Linked DNA regions of Mus musculus: region 2 is linked to region 1. The links are chromatin loops, found by intact Hi-C in ENCODE. Cell type or tissue: left cerebral cortex. All regions are shown on one strand.

Region 1 (2,500 bases):
TCATTTTCTCTACTTCTTAAGAGAAGAGAGTCACTATTAATGAATGAAATTCGAATATCCTGTTTGAGGAAGTAGACACATCTTTTAATCTTGAGTTTAGACAAAGGCGCTGTTCATATCTCTTTGGGGGAACTATCTCCCGCATCGGAACAGCCTTGCCAACAGCATCTCTCTTTGAGATGCCTCCGAAGTATCCCACAAACATTTCCAGTGTGCTGCTGCTGCTACGTTTAACACCGTGTGTTGAAACCACTGTCATCTAGTTTCCACTTTTATCAGACAAGCGGGGCTGGAAAGAGCTAAAACAATATATACTAGAAAGGAAAAATAAGGAAGGCTCAGACTATCCTCATTCCTACTTTCACTTCTCTCCCCTCCCCCCGCCCCCTCCCCCTCCCACCCAATTTACAGAACCACGTGTGGGCTTCTACTTCTCCAGCTGTTCTCCAGTTTCTTATACAGTTTGGGTTTGGGATTTTTTGTTTTCTTTTCCTTTTTTTTCTTTTCCCTTTTCTTCTCTCTCTCTCTCTCTCTCTCTCTCTCTCTCTCTCTCTCTCTCTCTCTCTCAGTAGTAAGAAAACCAATGCAGAGTGAGAAAAAGGGTCTGATTTCGGATTGCAGAGCCACCAGAAAGAGCTACAGGGCCCGCTAATCAGGACTTGCTGGCCGAGCTGATCCCCTGGGATGCGCTGCTGACTACCGAGAAAGTCCCAGCCTCCTAGCTTGGAGGGAACAGAGAAGCATTGAGCAAGAAGCTAGGTTTACACAGAGAGGACTAGAAATCAACAAAGGAAACCCTCCTGTCTGAGGTGAATTTCACTTAACTATCTGCATCCGGCTGGAGTCCTTTGGTCTTTGGTCCAGGACGAGTCCTTCGTAGCTACAGAACATCGTGCGACCCTCTGCCCTACCCTCCTCCTCCTCTTCTTCCTCCTCTTCCTCCTCTTTTTTCTCATCTCAATTTTCAAATGGGTCAACTATTACTGATCTTGCAAGCTACCTTTCCCAGTATTTCCTGCACTATACATTTTTCGTTTTTCCGGAGCAAACGGTTTAATCAGCACTTTTAACATGCAATTAATTTTCAAAGTGTATTCATGTCCCCTTCTGTCTGAACTCTCTGGAAAGCCACATTCAACACCACAGGTAAACACAACACTTCCAGTTTGCCTCTGTAAATGTAAATTAGTCTGATTGCTTGTCAAAATGCAAGTGCTGCAGGATCGCAACCCAGGCTCATTAAATTACTGACTTCAGTCTTTAAGGAATCATACATAACTTCGAAGATTAAAACACGCTATGAGCAGCAATTACACTTTTTTTGTTGTTTGTGAAAAGCTCAGAGTCCATGCAGCATTTTACCCTACCCGATTACCAGTGGTTCTCTTAGATCTTTGTCAAGTAATTTGAGTTTTACTTTTGAAAATATAGATTCGATCGTTTAAGAGGAAAATGTCTCTAACGTGTTGTGTCTGTTTAGGTTGGGCGCTTACTTCGGGATCTTCAGCAAATTAACAATTAGAAATCTGGGACAAAGATTTCAGGATTAAAACGGCAGGAGTATTCAACATGCTTTGTGGGGATCAAACTAAGAGGATGAAATTTGCCCCCTCTGTTCAAGCTCACTATACATTATATATGTTACAGCTGTGATTCAGATAATCCACCGTTTTAGTATCCTGTTAATGCTTGGGTGAAGTGAGTCCATGAAGCAGAATTCAGTTCTGATCCTTAAAGGACAGCTTAGGAATTGCATGTGTCTAGTGTTTGAAAAACAACCACATGATAGCAAGAGTAAAACATACCACCCAGCCAAGCAAGCAGACAACAAAAGGAAAGCAGTCAGTCTCAATCAGCACGTGCAATCTCTGCAGATCGGACTAATACTCCCAGGCACATTAGGTTTTCATTAGGGAAACTGGCCCTTCAGAGTGCCTCCCAGAACATGTCCAGAAATGAAGACAAGTGCTCTGCTGGAAACATAATTTGCCTCACCCCAGACATGCTTTGCTTATCGGACAGGTCATTTTGCTCTCTGCCTGCCACCACTCCTTTGGCACTAATCTTGGCACTTGGGTGGGTTCTGGTTTGGCATGGAGGACAGGAAAGTTTGGAAATGATCTTTATTGCTCCCTCTGATACTGGCCTTCAGGAGTGCTGCAAGTCAATGCACTGCTGCTTATTTTGTCCAAATGAGTGCCCTTCCACAAGCCATGCTTTTTAAGAAAAAGTCCTGATTGTTAAAACTGTAAGAGAGCTCAAGCTCTCAAAGATTTAGTTTTCTTTTTTATGGTAACAGAACTTAGAATGGAACAGGGTTGGGTCTTTGTTGTTGCTATTGCTTTTTTTATAAGAACTTACAACTTTAAACCAAAGTTTGTGTGTCTGTGTGTCTGTGTGTGTGTGTGTGTATAATTAGCTATCTATCAAATAGCATGGTAAGAAAGTTGTAATCAAAATTAAACCTAAGTAAATTCCAGGAGTATGTGTGGGGAAATAA
Region 2 (2,500 bases), 200 kb after region 1:
GCCCCGAGGCTTCGTGGGCAGACCTACAAGGCTGCGCAAACAAATCGGGGGATGAGATTTTGCTGTTTCTTTGTCTAGGCGTCTCAGATGCTATCTGCCGCTGCCGTTCGCTGGGGCGCAAAGCCGTTCCCAAACAGACCGCGGCGAGCTGATGGCTCCGAGCTTGCGGCGAGGTAGCGAGTGTGCAGGGCCACTTCCGACTGGAAGCCTTCCTGTGGCGGTGCGCGGTGGCGGGGTCCTTCCTGGGGAAGGCGATCGCGCTCAGTCGCTCCACAGCCCGAGCCTGCAGCAGCGCCCGGGCGCAGTCCCCGGGAGCCGGGCAATCCCCGGCCTCTGCGCTCCGCTGCCAGCCGCGTCACAGCGCCTCTGAGAGCTCCCGGGTCCCCGTGTTCCTGCACAGCAGCCAAACTATGTCAGGAATGGAGGTCTGCTAACACAGAAAACTCCAAGGAGCACACTAAACCGGTGGAGGCAGCAGATGTGAGCGCTGTAAGTACAAGCTGGTGTTTGAAAAACTGTAATGACCAAGTACTACTTACTGTCTGGTGGGCAAAGCCCGAGATAACTGGAGAGCCTTTATTAGGGTTTTGGTTTGTTTTCAAAGAAAAAAAGCACTGTGGCTTGGGGAAAACAATAACACTGTTTCTGGGACTTTAGAAGCCGCTGGGTTCCGTCGTAAAATTGTAATCTTTACCCTCCAAATGATCGGAGCCATTAGGATCATTAAAGGATCATTGCAAATTAACTACTTTTGTTCTGATTTTTATAGATAAGTAGAACACTAGGTAATATTCTCAGACGGGGGAATTATTTCATATCTTTTCTTAATTGCTGCACTAGCCCCAGAATATTGAGTGGTATTGAACAGGGTTATATCCATACATAGATGTATAGGTACGAAAGGTATACTTAGTGGTATTTATTACACAGATCACTTTTTCTACGGCTAGGTTGATAAATGAGGAAAGGTTTACAACGGAAAACTCAGCAGATGAACAACGAGCTGATAACTATGTTTTCAAGAAGGACACCTTTTTGTTCCAAAGCAAATTTATCAAAGACTTTACTAAGCAGGCTCATCTTCAGTATTCGATACAATAAGCCTTTGGTCCCTTAAAGTATTTGTCCCTCTCTGGCCCTTTTTGTGATTTGAATGCACTTGGAAGCTAAACTCCAGATTTTGAAACTTTTGAATATTCGTGTAAAGCACGGCCCTTCAAAATCAGTATTTGAATTGCTAACAACTCATAGGCTTACACTCTTGGGAGGAATTTTGAAGACATTTAAGCATAACGTTTGCAATAATTCAATACATTATGAACTGTCATTGAGTTTAGACAAGTGTTTTTAAGTTTCATTTCTTAAGATGGCCAGGGGTATAGAAACTTGTTAGCTGGGAATCATGGTGTGTAGCTGTATAGGTTTGAAGTTGTCTTTCTAATGTCTTTCAGAGAAGGTTTTATTTTATGCTTGTGAGAGTCTTTCCCCCGCTCTGTTTAGAGTTTGGGGACATGCACACAGGAATAGTCATGCCTTCATATGATCAAACATTTAATATTTGACTTTCTCGATGCTTGAGTTCTCCTAAGGCCCAAAGTGTTTAGTAAGTAAGCAAGCAGCTGTGGATTTTCAGCCTTTGAAAACTCTTTGTGGTGACAGACATAGAAGTCTAATTGAGCCACCGTTCAGTTCAACTTTTAAGTGCCAAATAAAGTCAGCTGCTCTGTGAGTTTCACAGGCATGATAAATGATTTTTTGAAAAAGAAAATTTCCACTGGAGTGTGAAAATGTATTTCCTAAGAATACAATGGGAAAAAAAGAGGTCCTTGCAGCAGGAACAGAATCTTTTTATCATATAACCAAAAGTATTTCAGTCAACATTGTCAATAAATGCTGATTTTGAAAACAGTCCTTTCCTTTTTAAAGCTGAAGACAGGAATGATGTGTTCCAAACACTTGTTCGTTTTTGGTTTCAGAAGAATTATGTTTTCTCGGTTTCTTTAAAGGAGATAATTAAAAAAGCTGTATAGAATATTACATTAAGATAATATCACTAGCATTTGAGCATTTAGTTTATGGAAGCTTTGATAAGAAAATGCAGTGTTAATATGTGACAAACATTTACCTCCCCGTAGAAGTTCTTTCTCACTTTAGGGTGAGGTTTTATTTTTAAGACTTGAGATTTATATTACAACAGAGACCTGGAAATGCAGACAGAGGAGAAATGTATATCCTGCGTAAGGAGCATTCTTTGCCCCCCCCCAATACATTCTGATTAGAAAATAACCATTGTCTTTCAAATTGGGGAGCCCACAGGTTGATCTGTGTTGGGCAAAAAAGCAGCTTGCCTGCCAGCCCTACTTAGATGTATGTTCACTACTTTCACTTTGAAAATTTATTTTCAGTTTGAAAAAAGTTTTAAATTCTAGTCATTTTATAAAGATTGCTTCTAGCAAGCAAAAAAGCCTATGGAACCCCATAATTTAGACAGTCCCTCATT

Evidence for each region. Hi-C counts contacts between places; a loop is a spot of excess contacts. Peaks named below come from ENCODE experiments on the same cell type or tissue, not always from the same donor. Only the 100,000 strongest peaks of a DNase experiment are listed, where the experiment ranks them.
Region 2: it touches region 1 in a loop (4-fold over the local background); 11 of 42 quality-filtered maps call a loop at or near these places.

Annotation. Positions count from the first base shown.
Region 1 is chr1:14,502,766-14,505,265 of GRCm38, reverse strand. No RefSeq gene overlaps it. Among named protein-coding and RNA genes, the nearest start is that of Eya1, 190 kb to the right of the region's middle. In left cerebral cortex, no CTCF peak of the experiment used is centred here; DNase peaks (open chromatin) are centred at 819, 963, 1,196, 1,496 and 1 more place.
Region 2 is chr1:14,307,635-14,310,134 of GRCm38, reverse strand. It overlaps Eya1 (EYA transcriptional coactivator and phosphatase 1), which reads left to right. Exons shown (of 18, transcript NM_001310459.1): 1 at 1-489. Among named protein-coding and RNA genes, the nearest start is that of Eya1, 1.3 kb to the left of the region's middle. In left cerebral cortex, no CTCF peak of the experiment used is centred here; DNase peaks (open chromatin) are centred at 271, 1,187 and 1,513; H3K4me3 peaks cover 2,322 bases; H3K27ac peaks cover 1,973 bases.